Regions from separate parts of the Homo sapiens genome. Here region 2 is linked to region 1. The links are chromatin loops, found by intact Hi-C in ENCODE. Cell type or tissue: dorsolateral prefrontal cortex. All regions are shown on one strand.

Region 1 (8,000 bases):
GCTCTGGGCTGGTATTCTGTAGCCTTTGTTTCTGGGTTTTTTCATTATACAAGGACAGTAACTCTGGTTGGCCCTGGTCCCATATATAGTACCTTGTGTCTTGGACACTTAAGCCCACATAAAATAAAATGGATATTGGCCGGGCGCAGTGGCTCATGCCTGTAATCCCAACATTTTGGGAGGCCGAGACGGGTGGATCACTTGAGGTCAGGAGTTTGCGACCAGCCTGGCCAACATGGTGAAACCCTGTCTCTACTGAAAATACAAAATTAGCTAGGTGTGGTGGTGGGCGCCTGTAATCCTAGCTACTCGGGAGGCTGAGGCAGGAGCATCTCTTGAACCTGGGAGGCGGAGGTTGCAGTGAACTGAGATTGTGCCACGGCACTCCAGCCTGGGCCACAGAGCAAAACTCCGTATCAAAAAAAAAAAAAAAGTAAATAAATAAATAAAATAGATAGATAAGACTGGTCTAGATTAGCAAGCACCAGAAATTCTGGAAGCAAATTCTTGCACAGCCCCTCCCCAGTGTGCTCCATGCCCCCCGAGGGGCCCAGGCAAACGCTGTTGTAGATTCTGGGCCACCTGGCTCCTAACACTCCTAGGCCCCGCTGGAGCTCCACGCCCTGCCTGGCCCCGGTCCTGTCTGACTGACCATTCTGAGTCCTGTGTTGGCTCTGGCTTAGAATGTCTTACAGGTCTAACCTGTCTTTGGGAAATTTCAAATTCCTGAGAGCTGGGTGGTCATGAAATGAGCACAGAGCAGGGTGGGACGCCTCCCCTCCATCCGGCCGGACGCCCCCACCCTCCCCACCTGCCTGGGCCCCGTGAGACAGACCCCTGGCCTACATCGATGACCCCGTGCCTTCTGCTGCAGGTTCAGCCATGGGGAGCACCAGCAGATCAGAGGGAGGGAGGCGAGAGAAGCCAGGGTATTTAGTCCCCTGATTGCCACAGCTTTTCTTCCACTTAGGTCACAGCTGCAGCCAGAGGGTCTCTGCATGCAGTCCTCTCTGTCTCCAGCTTCCAGGAACTGCTCCCTCCTCTCATCCTCTGGGCCTGGAGTTGCAGTTCCTAGCTCTGGTGGCTTCATTGTCCTACAGTGTCCCATACTCTCCCACCCCTTTGTAACTTGTCCCTTTATTAACTTCTCTCAAATAATGACTCTGAATGTGCCCCCACTTCCTGCCGGGACCCTGAAGCACCTGTGTTCCTGCTGGTCTCTATCTGCAGGGACAAGAGGGCTTTTAAACTTCCCTGTAGGGAGCTAGAACTCCTCAGGGAGTTTGACAGGGTTCCACAAACCATGCAGCGTTTTCTGCTGTGCAAGAGGAGGCTGAACTGCCTCAGGATGCTGGTCGCCATTTTGTTTGACCTAATTTATATTTTCCGGTACTGAAAAAAAACTGGAGGTAGAGGCTGTTAAAAGGATCACAGGGTCCCATGATCGTGAGCTCAGACTCAGCATTACAGAAGCAGAGTGGGCTTTGGGTGGTCACCAGCTCTGACAAAGGACACAATTGTACATCAGGATCAAAGGGTCAGATTTGCTTCTGTGGGCACTAGTCCCAGGTGGCAACATTTTAATGGCTAAAGAGCAGAGCCAAATTTCTTCCTGACATTCTTCTACTTAACGAAGTAGATAATATAAGTTATAAGCACGTACATTTCCCACCAAAGGACCTAATAGTGCTATTTACATTTTGAATGGAAGAAAAAATCACGGGGAACAGAAACATTTTTCACTTTCCAGAACTGGTCCTTACAGGGATAAAAGGGCTGTTTTCACCACTCAGTTACCCAACTTCTGGACTTCATAGACCAGCAAAATACCTGGGCCGGAGTGCAGTGGCGTGATCAGAGCTCACTGAAGCTTTGAACTCCTGGGCTCCAGCAATTCTCCTGCTTCGGCCTCCAGGGTAGCTGGGACCACCACGCCTCGCTATGTTTTCTAGTTTTTATTTTGTAGAGATCGGGGGGTGGTCTCACCATCTTGCCCTGGCAGGTCTTGAACTCCTGGGCTCAAGCAATCCTCCCCACTCAGCCTCCCAAAGTTCTGGGATTACAGGTGTGAGCCACCGTGCCCGGCCAAAATATATTTTTAAAAGAGAGGAAGAAAGGAAGGAAAGAAGGAGGGAGGAAAAAATGGGGCACTAACAAAGGGTTGTCCATTTCAAATTGCGTCAATTAAGGACATTGAAAGAAGACGGCCCTTTTCCCTTTGGTTGCTGATGCTTCATTTTATTTTTTTTATTTTTTTAGAGACAAAGTCTCACTCTATCGTCCAGGCTAGAGTGCAATGGCACGATCTTGGCTCACTGCAATCTCTGCCTCCAGGTTCAAGCAATTCTCCTGCCTCAGCCTCCTGAGTAGCTGGAATTACAGGCACCAACCACCATGCCCAGCTAATTTTGTATTTTTAGTAGAGACGGGGTTTCACCATGTTGCCCAGGCTGGTCTCGAACTCCTGACCTCAGATGATCCGCCTGCCTCGGCCTCCCAAAGTGCTGGGATTACAGGCATGAGCCACCACGCCCAGCTTGATGCTTCATTTTAATAGGACATTTTATCACGCACCTTCCTCCCCTCGCCCTCCCCCAGTCAGAATAAAAGGCAGTCCTTGTCGTGCCTTCACCATTTCTCTGTCTCCTGTCCAAGTGCTCATCAGGTGGAAGCCAGTGTCCCACCCCAGGTACCTGTGCTGTGCACTGCCTGGAAGCCTTTCCTCTGCACTGAGGCATCCGAATAAAACCTGAGAAACATACTGCTGCCGGAAGCCACCGTGGGGTCTGGTTTCTTGCTGCCGCAGAAACGGCCCAGAATGGGGGCCAGGCTGTCCGGCCCGTCATACATTTCCAGGTGGTCATAGGCACATTCCTGGTGCTGCTCGATCTCAAACTCATTAAAGGTCTGGGGACAGAAGAGCAGAAAGTAAGGCAAGGGCCTGGCGTTCAGCTGGGGTGGGGGCCTCCTTTCCAGTTCTGGGACAGGAAGGGGCGAGGCAGTGCAGGGAGACGTCCAGCTGGCTGTGCAGGGGGTGTGTGGCCGTGATGATGCTTGAGGACATCTGTAGAGAGGGTCTCAACCTCCGCCTTGCTTTTGGTCCAGCAAGTGGCCCTATGAAGTAGTTACATGAGCTATTGCTACAATGACCACACTGCAGATGAGAGAGCAGGGGTTCAGAGATTAAATGCTTGACATTTTGACAGCTATTAAGCGACAGAGCCAGGCTTTACACAGCCCAAATCTGTCTTCCTTCCATCCCATCACACAGCTTCTCTCTCACTTAGGGCTAAGAGCCAGCAAGGGCTGAGTGCCCACTCTGTCGGCAGCTGTTTTAAATGCTTTACAAGTATCGCCTCATTTAATCTTTACACCCCTGTGATGTGTCTAATCCCCGCTTTACAGGTGAGGAAAATGAGGCTCATCGCTGTCAGATGACTTGCCCAAGGTCACATACTGAGAGTTGGGCCATGATCTGGTGCTCTGGCATCAGAGACCCTGCTGTTGACCTGTGCACTCTGCTGCACGACCCTTTAGTACAAATGACGCTGGTGAGGTTGTATGAGGTGCACGCTGCTCCAGGCAGCACCCTCATGGTGGCTGACTCTCGCCGAGTGTTTATTCCATGCCAAGCATTTATGCGCATTTTCTCTCTTACTTCTGGTGATGCTGTGAAGGAAGAGCTGTTATTATTTCCAACATGCAGATGGGGAAAATGAGTTTTAGAGAAGCTGGCTGGCCTGCCCCAGCTCACACAGCTGGAGACAGATGAAGCTGAACTTGACCCCAGCTAGCCTTCTCCAACCCCCACTGCTATCAGTCATCAGGTTATGCTGCCTCACCTCTCCCTGTTCCCCCTAAGGACTGTCCCCTAACGCTCGCCAGGGGCGCCGCACCATTCCAGGCTTTTCAGCCCTGAATGCAGGCTTCTCAGATGCTGGGTAGGTGGCCGACTGATGGGAGCCCCAGCGTCAAGGGAGATGGGATAAGGTGAGCGGGGACGGTGTTAGATGAAGACTTGGACCAAATGACAGAGCAGGGAGACAGGACATTAGTTGCGGGGGGGGGGGGGGGGTGTCAATTCAAAAGAGCGGGGCTGGCCTGGCAGCGCAGAGATGGAGGTTGGGAGGGGGAAGGGACCAGCACGGCAATGCAGGCTTTCAGAAGAATGACTCCCACACACTAACGTACTTGGGCAAAGCTCTCCCGCCAGTGACATAGGGAGCACTGGGCCAAGGTGGTGGGTAGAGACACGGGACAGGGGAGCAGTGGCACCGGGACGGCCATGCAGTGGAAGGGAGCCTTAGGCTCAGCAGGCAGGGAGCTCCCAGGAGGTCCATGGGGCGCCCTGTCGCCACCCACATGCAGTGAACACCACCAGCTTCCTTGAGAAGTATTCAACTCACATTCTATGGTAGCGAAAAGCGCGCAATCAATATAGCCACCATCCGTTTCCCAAGGGAACGCCTTTTGGAAACTACCACGTGAGTCTGTGAGCCTCGGGCAAACGCTTCCCGTTGTGCGTTTGCGCGCTCCCAACGCCAGAAGGCGCCTCCCCCGAGGTCCTCGGGGCTCTATGTTGCCATTGCGAACATTTCCCAGCAGATGGCGGTCTTGGAGAAGCAGTGCCTTTCCCTAAGGCTCTCTTCAGTTCATCCTCACCCAGATTCAAGGCTGACCCGGGATACCAGCTCTTAGCAGAGCAGCAGTTTCCCCACGGGCAGCCCAGCATGTGAACTGCCCGCTGGGAGCACCCTGTGGTCAGAGGCCCTGTCTTCACCCCTCGACGCCCTGGGGGCCCATTCGCCTCTTCTGCTCCTCACTCATGGCTCTCACCAATAAACAACCTGCAAGTCCCTGCGCCATAGTCCATTGATCATGGACTTTTCCCTCTCTGTTCTCTTCCATTCTCCCTGAGTTATCGTCCACAGTTCATAGGGTCAATCCTACTTACCTCTACAGTCAGAAAAACCCATTTAAAAAATGTCCATCTGCCTGAAGTACAATACATTCTCCAGCTGGCAAAAGGGGTTCTTTATTCTCCAAAGTGTGGGAGTCCCTGGGGGTTGAGAAATGAGACTCCTAGGAGATTCAACTCTCCTTTGAAATAACTGTGCAAACCACACATCATATACGTGAAAAAGACTTCAAATAAAGGCTTGGGGAAAATTTTTAATTCAAGAGGGAATTTGCATAAAGAACTTAGTCTCCTATTACTAATGGGAAAAAAAAGTAAGTTGTAGAAAAAATACGAATGGGATTTTATTAGAGGAATTTGAGTAACAAAAACATATATATTTCCCTGTGCACTGACAGTCATGATTGTGCACAGAAAATTTCTAGAAGGATCCATAAGAATGTGTTTAGAGTGGTCATTTCTAGAGTGGAAATGGGGGCTCTGGGGTCTTTTGATTTCTATTTCCAACCTCCTGTACTGATTCATCTCATTTTTAATCATGAGACTGTATTGTCTTGTAAAAAATTAAAACTGGAAACAAGTGAATCTCAAACAGCACTGCAGATGTGGGTGGTGGATGCCGCCTCCTGCGGGTCCCACTGTGCCCAGGTGTGACCTATAGAGCTTTTGTGCGTTGTCTCTTTTAATCTGCACAACAGCCCGATGAAGTAGGCTTCATTAGTATCCATGTTTTCCAGATAATGAAACTGAGACCTGGAAATGTTGAGTAACTTCCAAGTTACAGAGCTGGGAAGTGGCAGAGCAGAGACTCAAACGCACATCTGCCTGATACTCAAGTCCACATTCTCAATAAACTACAAAAATGACTCACGAGTTTCACTCTGTGGCCTGCAGTCGAAGAGATGTTCCAGGTACACTCCCTCCGGCTGGGGTATTTGTCAGGCCAGTTGGGGCTCGCCAGGGTCCCCTCCACACTGCTGATCTTGTGTGCACAGCCAGCTGGGGGTGGCAGGGGGACACATACAAAGAGAGAAGTCATTCACTGTGGGCAGCACAAGAAGGATTCTAGGGGGGTCTCCTCCCCTCTCTCCTAATTGTCTCAGGGTCTTTATCAAATATGGGGGTGGGGTATCCTGAATCAGGTATCTCCTGGCTCAGGGATGTGCTGGTTTACTTGCACTGGCTTTTCTGCCTTCCTGACTGTGGCTCGGGGGCCAGGCTATCTTTCTATTCCTATCCACATTGCAGTTATCCTTGCAAATATGTTAAAAGCACTGGCAGTGGGGTCAGGTGGGCCTCGGCCCATGTCCTGGTTCTGCCACCTACAATCTGTGGGACTTGGGGCTCTTATGTAAGCTTCGGTGTCCTTATTTGTAAAAGGGTGCCACTCTAGTCAGGGTGATATGTGATCGAATGAGATAATGCATGGGAAAGGCTTAGGGCATGCCAGCCCATGGTAAGTGCTCAGTGCATCTTGGCTAACAGAGGCCTCCTTCATCATCCATCCATAAGCTTCTTTTAGTTTTTCAAAGTGGCTTTATTTGGAGTCTACCAAGTTTGTCCTGGTTACAGTGCTATTTGCCAAGAGTGGTCCCACAACTTGTTCAATGCCTGGCATCTTGGCCAATAGCTGCCATTTCTCTTCTGTGGTGGGCACTGTGGTCAGCATTTTCCATGCATCCTCTCTTTTAGTCCTTCTCACTTCCCAAATAAGAAAATAGGTTTGGAGAGGGTCAGTGCCTTGCTGATAGGGGGCAGAGCTGGGACTCGAACTTGGCCTGCCTGGCTTTGAGGCCAGTCTACCACTGCTTAGAAAGCACGGTGGACTGTATCACAAACACGGAGGCTCCACACTGAAGAAGCTGGAGAGGCAGGTGAGGAGGGCCGGGGGCAGGAAGGGGAGGAAACAGCTTCGAGGATGTTCCAAAGAGATTTGCCTCTGCTCAGTGCTACATCTGCTCTGCAGCCAACGCAGAGAACAGGTGCTCAAAGGGGCAGTGGCTCAGCTCCTGGGACATTTGCTCAGCTCCTGAGATGTTGCTCTGACACCCCCTGCTGTTGGGGTCAACCCACATGAATGCAGCCACTATTCAGGGGTGGGATCTTGGGAGAGTTGACGTCACTCCTGTCCTCTCCCACACTGCAGGAGGCAAGCCTGGTCCTGGCCCGGGCCCATCTCACAGGGGCTTGACTGTTCCTTCCCAGCTCAGTTCTTCCAGCAGCCTCCCACCCAGCCCCTCCGCCACCTGTGACCATGCCCTAGGGCTGGGCTTGGAGGGTGGCCACCTCCTCCTGAAGATGTGTCAGCGCCTCCTTTAACATTCTAGGCAGATCCTGACCAGACTCTGCGGCACCCAGCCAAATCTCCTAAATCCAGACTGTTTATTCCAGAGATCAGGGTGTGTGTCTTCCACATCTTCCTCCACCCTTGACTTCCTTTGCAGGGTTTCGTGGCTGGAGCCAAGGCCTGGAAGCCTGTGTGTTTGTCATAAATGTTCGAAATCCCTTCACTGGGCAGGGTAAGAACAGAAGGAAGGCTTTTTCCAGGATGACTGGACAGTAAAAGCCACCTGGCCCTGAAGAATTCCCCACAGTGTAATGGAGAATGGAGCAAAGCTTTCCCCAAATCCTATTTTCCAATGGGACCTGCATATGGTAATTAATATATGACAAAGACATAAATGGCTGATCTTTATTGACATTTGAGGACATAACATGTGTCAGAGAGTCTGAAATACTTTCTAGGCATTCTTTTAATCCTCACAAAAACTTTAAGAAGGAGGTATGTTTAGACCCTTTTAACTAAAGAAAAAACTGAGGCTCAGAGAGGTTAAATAGCTTGCCCAAGGTCACACAGCTAGGGAACGGCAGAGCCAGGATTTAGACCTAGGTAATTGGATTCCAGAGCCTGCAGGCTTAATCACTTACAAAAATAACAGCCTAGAGCACCTGAGGCCCCCAGGTGCCTCCTGAAGGAGCGAGATGCCCTGGGGAAAACTCTCCCGCAAGGACAGCAGTTGCTGGGCCTCAGCTCAGAAGGTGGAAGAGGTCCTCGCCGCACCTCCTTACTCATGCACATGCA
Region 2 (8,000 bases), 180 kb after region 1:
AAAAAAAAAAGTCTTTAATTAAATCCTTTAGACAAAAATCCAAATTTCAGACACTTTGAGGATGAGTATTCATTATGCCAAGGGGATTGGCTTTCTTTACAATAAGCACCCATATGTTGAAAACATGCTATCATTTATATAAATTTTCAAAATCAAATTTATTGTTAAAAACAAAAAGTACAATTTGGCCATATAACCTATGCTATTCAGCATTACATGGAAAAAACATGGGCTCTGGAGTCAAACATTGCCAGTTTCTGACTATGTGACCGCGGTTTTCTCATCTGGAAAATGGAGGAGCTAATACTTATCTTGTAAGTGATTTGTAGGGCTTAATAATGTATATATAAAGTATGGCACCTTAGATACTCAGTAAATGTTAGTTCCCTTCCCCCTAATTGAACAATCTGAAAACCTCCTTAAAATACTAAGACTAAACTATTATAGCTGGCTGCCATGGACTTAGGTCACCATCCTGAATGATTTGCTTCACTTGCTCCAGATTAGTTCATCCTCACCCTGTCACCATCATAATTCAGCCCTTTCCAAATCCATTTTCCATAGCATATTGAGGTATCCTTTAGTTCCTCAATGTTCTTGAAGCTCTTGGCTTTGATTTTATCCACATATTTGTTTCAATATTACATCTAGATTCTGATTCATAATCACAAGGTACTACTCAAAATGTAGCATATCTGATTTGAACTAGGTCTGTGGCACTGCCCAGTTATTTCTTTATTTACATTTTAATTCCCAAAAGATCTTTAGGGATAGTCCCCAAATTTCTCTCCTCTCTTCAAGGCCCCAATGCCATCCTTTCTGCTGCCTTCCCTTGAAGCAAATCCTGTCTTCTATGACACAACCTTTCCACATCCAGTTTTGAGGTGTTTTTTCTCCTCTCATTTTGCATCCCAACCCCTCCACCTTTCACCAGCCATCAGCAATCTCCAAAGGTCCTTATCTACAATGATGTCTACTCCCTGGGGTTGTCATAGAGTTTAAACAATAAAGGTAAAGCAAATAGTATAGTGCCTGGCACATCATAAACACTAAATAAAACCTAAAAGTTATTGTTATTGCTATTATTCTCTTTTGAAGTGTTTGCTTCATCTTTTGTCCCTCATTCTTTTCATCTTCTCACCTCCCGATCCTTTCAATGTCAATACTTTTCAAAGAAGACATGTTCCAGTTCTTCCCTCACTTCCTCCAAAACACAATACAATCTCACTTTTGCCCCACAAAATTTCTCTCAAAGGCCTGCAATGAACTTCTAAACCGATTCAGCAGCCAATTATCTGCCTCACTCTCCTTGATCTCTCTGCCACATCTGACCTTTCCTGACACTACAGCATCCTACTTCACTGACCGCTGCTTCTCCTCTTTCATCTTCCATGCTGGCTCCTCCCATCCTTTGTGAACTTCTCCAAAAGCTCCAGTCTTAGTACTCTGCTGTGACTTCTTTAGGCTCTCAGAACTTTTAACCAGCATTCCAATGATGATGATAACACCCTCGCCCCCACCTCCCATCCCACCCCAAATTGCTAGTCTTCTTTCTCACTCATGTTTCAGGCTTTTGCTAACTACAATAATTTCCACTTGAATGTTTCTGGAATTGCAGACTCAGACTGCCCTAAAGTACACTCATAATCTTCCACCTCATATATAACACTTGTTTCTGATTCTCTAACTTCTGCTAATGGTACTAACATGTGGCTTTGAAATTTTACAATTATCTCTGGCTCTTCCTTCTCCTTAATTCTTCATAGGTAATATTAAGCATGTATTTTTCTTCAAAATGACTTGTATCTATCCATTCTGCTTCATTCCCATGCCATCACCTCATACCTTGATAGCACTAATGGCCTCCTGGTTGGCCTTTTTTTTTTTTGGTCTCTCCCCTTCCTTTCAATTTATCCTGTAAAAAGCTATCAAGGAAATCTTTCCAAAGCAGGTTCATATATCACTCCTCTATTCTAAAATTTACAGTTGTACACCCTATTTCTCTCATATCAAATCTAAACTATTTTCTCCAATATTCTATACTTCCTGTAATATGGCCATCTCACCTTATCTAGTCAACTTTTCTTTCCATTATATTCTATATTCCAATAAGCCTTATCCCTCTTCAAGAATCCACAAGCACAGCATACTCACTTCCACCTCTGTATTTTTCTTATAATTTCTTCTCACATAGATCTACTTCTACTCCCCTTAGCAAATTCTACCCAGTCTTCATATTCCAACACAAGTACCTTCCCCTCCATGAAACCTCTTATCTACATATTCCGGTTCTTCATAGATATCCTCCTGCTCTAAAATTCTACAGGTACATACATATGCATTGCTGTGTATGATTAGGACATATGTTAACTTGGGCTAACGTGCTGAATATGTGCATGAAACTGAAGGGCAGTCCAGGCTCTGTTATCCACCCTGAGGTTTCAGGAACGAGATAAACTCTATGGATCTTCTTGAAAAACAGGAGACAGCCTCTTCAGAAGACTATTCCTTACTTCATTCAACAATTTATTTATTGAGCATCCAGTAAAATTATAAAGGAACCAAGAAATGCATTGTTTTTTGAAATGTTTGCTCAAAAAAGGTTATATAAATCTGAGTTTATTGTAAAAGTATCATTTAAGGTTCATAAAAGCAGTCTATGATTTTCCAAAGATTTGATTTTGTTCCCACCCTGAGATGTTAACCCAGAAAAGCTCAAGAGGGAAAGAAAAATGACACATACCATCTTTTAGTCAATTTATCAAATTTTTTAAAATAAAAGAAGTTTTATATAGTTACTAGTAACTATACTAATTAGACACACATAAAATGTTGTAATTTCTAACAAGGCTCTGCTATTTTCTAATCTAAGATATACACTATTATAATGTAGTAATAACCTGAAATTTTGTAATATTCCTTTATTCTAAAAATTATGAGATGTTGTATAATTGTGAAATTATTATACCAGGGAAAATACTTCTTAAAAATAAAGAAACCTGGTGTCACAAAGGGGTTTACTAACCCTACTAATGCTGCATGCCAGCACCCTCTAGTGTCACTAATCCTGAAGCTGCACCCTCAATTTGTCATAAATTTAGAATGCAACTGGAGATAAATAACTATACCAACAATACTGCCTCTTACCTGCTATGTGCCAAACACTGAACTAGGTGCTTTATATCAACGTGAAATTCCCCAACAGCTCTGCAAGGTACTATAATCCTTGCTTCACTATTAAGGGAACAGAAGCTGAAGAACTGAATCATTTAACCAAGGTCATAGTAAGCGGCAAAGCATCAGTTTGAATTCAGCTTTAGCTCCTTTGCCTGTGCTATTAGTCACTGTATTAGAAGCAATTCTTATACTTGTACAGTACATCATATCCCTTCCTTCTACTTAAGGAAAACGATGCAGTATTTCTCTCCTTTTTCTCCTGCATTGCCAGTTTTGCAATCTCCACTGAACCCCATCAGCATATAAAGTTAATGTTTTTCTTACATTTAAAAAAAAAAGAAAGAAAAATCTCCTAATTCCATTTTCCACACTGGCTACTGCACCATTTCTTTGCTCCCTTTAGCAGCCAAGCTCCTCACAAGTCCATAATTGCCGTCTCCAATTCCTCTTTTCCCATTCTCTCTTACAGCAGCTCTGTTCAGGTTCTGAATGCCCCACCATTATACCAAAATCGTTGTCAAGTTCACCAATGACTTCAGGTTAATCCAATAGTCACTTTTCAGTGCTCATCTTACTTGACCCATCAGCAAAAATTCAGAGCTAATCTCTCTATCCTCCATGATACACTTTCTTCTCTTGGCATTCAGAACACCATACTTTCCCCTCCCCCGCAAAGCCCTTAACTGAACTCCCCTGTTCTTCCTAAACTCTTACTACTGCACCCAGGGCTTAGTCCTTGGTCCTCTTCTCTCTCTACATCTCCCTTCCTTAGCAATTATTACATCCAGTCTCATAGCCACAAATATGATCTATATGCCAATTGCTGCAAAATTTGTATCTCTAGCCCAGACCTCTCTCCTGAACTCCAGAACTGATATATCCAATTTGCCGGTCAATATCTCCATTTGGATATCGTACAGACACACCAAAACGAACATGTCCCAAACTGTACCCTAATCTTCCCCTCTAAATCTCCTCCAAATACAGCCCCAGTGATGTCAGCTCCACTCAGACTGAAAACCCTAGAGTTTGTCTCAACCCTTCTTCACCTTCCTATCAATCACGAAATGCCGCCAGCTTTAACTTCAAAATATACTCACAATCTAACATCTTTTCATCACCTACCCTGCTACCACCCTTGACTTCCTGAACCCACATAATAATTTGATCCTTTAAAAACAAAAGTCAGATTTGTTACCCCCCTGCTGAAAACACTACAGTGCTCCCCTGCCCCCTTTGCATTTAAGAGTAAAATCTGCAGTCCTTAAAATGACCATGGATAATCTGGCTCCTGCTACCTCTCTGACTTCATCTTCTTGCTAGTCCTCAAACCACAGTAAGCATATCCTCACTTTAATAGGCTTTTCAATGGTGTTGCCTCCACCTGGAATACTCTTTCCCCTAAATATCCACATTCTTTATTTCCTTCAACTCCTTCAAGCTTTTGCTCAACAATCCATTTCAGAGGCTTACCTTGACTACATAATATAAAACTGCAACTTACCCGACCCCTGGTACTCTTGTTCTGCTGTCTACTTTTTCTTTTTTGACACACTTCTCTTTGAATAAAGTGTGTTTTACTTATTGTGTTTATTTCACGTCTCCTTGACTAGAACGTAAGTTCCTAGAGGGTATAGATCTTTGCCTTTATTTTCTAATGTATCCTACTTACCTAATACAGTGCTTGGCAGATAGCAGGTGCTCAATTAATATGTGTTGAAGTAATAAATACAGTATACCATTCCATAGTGAAAATACTAAAAGGCAGTCTTTCCCCTAAGTTGTCAATGTCCAGTGGGGCTAGAATCAAGGCAGACCTAAGAGTTCCAGTAGTGAGTGCCAGTTAAGAGCCTTCATATTCTCAAATGTTATCTAAATCTTGAAATTATCTGTGTCCATACCCTATTGAAGATTGCCTGAGCATTATACTCGAGGAGAACACACAGCAGGTGGGGTTGAGGTGGGGATTGAGGTAGGGGAAAAATTTTAGCTCCAAGAGTAGTATGCTAAATCCTTCAGTAAAGACAATCCAGGCAGGGCGCGGTGGCTCACGCCTGTAATCTCAGCACTTTGGGAGGCTAAGGGCAGGTGGATCACTTGAGGTCAGGAGCTCAAGACCAGCCTGACCAACATGGTGAAACCCCACCCCTACTAAAAAAAATACAAAAATTAGCCGGGCATGATGGTGTGTGCCTGTAATCCCAGCTACTCGGGAGGCTGAGGCAGGAGAATCGCTTGAACCAAGGAGGCGGAGGTTGCAGTGAGCCAAGATCATGCCACTGCACTCCAGCCCAGGGGACAGAGCAAGGCTCTGTCTCAAAAAAAAAAAAAAAGACTAAATTCCAAATAGCTTAATTGTTAAAATCTCTGACCCCTGAGTAAGATCAGAAGTAGTGATAGGTTCCGGTAGAGTCTAAGAATGGAACCTAACAGTAATATGTAAATCTGAGACAACAAAAACTTACGGGCCATCTCAAAAATAGGTGATTAATAAACTTTAAAATTCTAGTCCAAAAGATTAGATCAAAAGAAAGAAGCAACAATTCAGGAAGAAATTCAGAAGAAGGGATACCCTTATGCCTTGTCTTTTTATCTCCATCCTTGAGGAGGAAACCACCAAAACAAAGTGTGATTTTTGCTATAAAGAATCAAAACTACCTGTACAAAACCAACACTAATGCTACCGGCTTTATGAACTAAAATTCAGCAAGTATCTGTCGGTGGGGGCTGGGGAACTGGGAGGCCATTTCTTCCCATTCTTGATGTTTCTTTCTACATGGAAGGATTTCCACAAGCAGAAATTCCTGATCTCAATCCGTTCTCTCATTACCTCCTTCTGATGCATACATTCTGTTCTTTCTCACACCGTAAGTTGTATAAGGGCAAGTGCCCATGTAGGGAAGCCTATAATATACTCTCTGAGTGTGTTAAGTCTAATTCTGAGTTTCAGTAGTAAGAAGCCCACTTGATCACAGATAGATATAAGCCACATTCTCCAATATTCACCTCATTAGAAGGCCAATGCGCTATTCATTGTGCAACGCAGCCATCTAATATTCACCTTATTAGTGATATTTTGGCTTCCCGTATGTTATATTCTTCGTTTATCTCTTAATTGGTTTAAACCACAAGCACAAAGAAGGAAGTTTTTGATTGCTCCTCTAAAACTCCCCATCACCCTTATGATTTCAAGCTCATACTTTAAATCACCATTAGCTAAATCTTTTAATCCACAGTCCTCAACACAGTGCCCTGCAAATGACAGATACTCAATGTTTGTTGAACGAATTGGTGCACATAATCAATGTCTTAAAATACACTATTTACCTACCCGATGTTGAAAAAAGGACGGATCAAGATATTTGTCAAATCGATCTTCAAATTTCACATCTGACTTTTTCCATTTTACCTAAAAAAAATTTTTTCATTTGAAAATAAAGGCCAGTAAACAAATTAATAATCTGATGACAAAACTCTGAGCAAAATATAGATTTACACACACTTAGAATTAAAATTCACTAGAGAAATGGAGGAAAGTTACTTACAACATGAGAAGTGGAAACGATTATGATAAAACTAATCAACTTTTCTGTTTATTGACAAAACTTAACAACTTTCCTCAGAGGGGTGATTTCAGTTCTCAAGGACTGTTTACTTTTGTTGACTTACATATTATGACCTGATAAATGTGATATGAACTGAATTAGTATAAGCTCATATCACAAGTGTCTAAATCAATTAAAATAAGAATCTGTACATCTGCCTGGTGTAATTCTGTCCTGCGTGGCTGTTCTCTTGAGCAGAAGTCATTTATCTCCGTCTGCCTTCTTTCCCACCTAAATGCGTGCTGCCACCCCATGGAAGATTCGATGGACATGGACATGAGCCCCCTGAGGCCCCAGAACTATCTTTTCAGTTGTGAACTAAAGGCCAACAAAGATGATCACTTTAAGGTGGATAATGATGAAAATGAGCACCAATTATCTTTAAGAACGGTCAGTTTAGGGGCTGGTGCAAAGGATGAATTGCATATTGTTGAAGCAGAGGCAATGAATTATGAAGGCAGTCCAATTAAATAACACTGGCACCTTTGAAAATGTCTGCACAGCCAACGGTTTCCCTTGGGGGCTTTGAAATCACACCACCAGTGCTTTTATGGTTGAAGTGTGGTTCAGGGCCAGTGTATATTAGTGGACAGCATTTAGTAGCTGTGGAGGAAGATGCAGAATCAGAAGATGAACAGGAGGAGGCGAAATTCTTAAGGATATCTGGAAAGTGATCTGTCCCTGGAGGTGGTAGCAAGGTTCCACAGAAAAAAGTAAAACTTGCTGCTGATGAAGATGATGATGATGATGATGACGATTTTGATGAGGAAACTAAAGAAAAACCACCAGTGAAGAAATCTACATGAGATAATCCAGCCAAAAATGCACAAAAGTCAAATCAGAATGGAAAAGACTCAAAACTATCAACACTAAGATCAAAAGGACAAAAATCCTTCAAAAACAGGAAAAAAAATTCCTAAAACACCAAAAGGACCTAGTTCTGTAGAAAACATTAAAGCAAAAATGCAAGCAAGTATACAAAAAGTGCATTGAACAGTTCAGGGCACTACTGGTAAATTAAGCCCAAAGATGGGGAGAAAAGAAAAGGAGAGACAAATATAGTCCATACTGAGTATCATCAACAATCCAGACTGAAGTCTTCTATTTTAATCTCAATCTCCTTTTCTGATCTGCCATGGATGCCTCTTTAGGCTGGAAACAATCTCACTCTTGGTTCCCTAAAGCAGTTTCTTCTGATTGCTGTGATTCAGTGAACCT

The links. A loop is a pair of places that touch in the nucleus more often than their neighbours do. Peaks named below come from ENCODE experiments on the same cell type or tissue, not always from the same donor. Only the 100,000 strongest peaks of a DNase experiment are listed, where the experiment ranks them.
Region 2: a loop joins it to region 1, with 4 times the contacts of the local background. A loop is called at or near these places in 7 of 110 quality-filtered maps.

Annotation. Positions count from the first base shown.
Region 1 is chr10:96,370,903-96,378,902 of GRCh38, forward strand. TLL2 (tolloid like 2) reads right to left here. Exons shown (of 21, transcript NM_012465.4): 18 at 5,790-5,917; 19 at 2,694-2,907. Among named protein-coding and RNA genes, the nearest start is that of OPALIN, 16 kb to the left of the region's middle. In dorsolateral prefrontal cortex, CTCF peaks have their summits at 4,588 (motif pointing right) and 4,788; DNase peaks (open chromatin) are centred at 3,907 and 4,589; H3K4me3 peaks cover 1,602 bases; H3K27ac peaks cover 2,390 bases.
Region 2 is chr10:96,553,151-96,561,150 of GRCh38, forward strand. TM9SF3 (transmembrane 9 superfamily member 3) reads right to left here. Exons shown (of 15, transcript NM_020123.4): 5 at 6,509-6,586. It also overlaps the pseudogene NPM1P26. Among named protein-coding and RNA genes, the nearest start is that of TM9SF3, 30 kb to the right of the region's middle. In dorsolateral prefrontal cortex, a CTCF peak has its summit at 3,029 (motif pointing left); no DNase peak of the experiment used is centred here.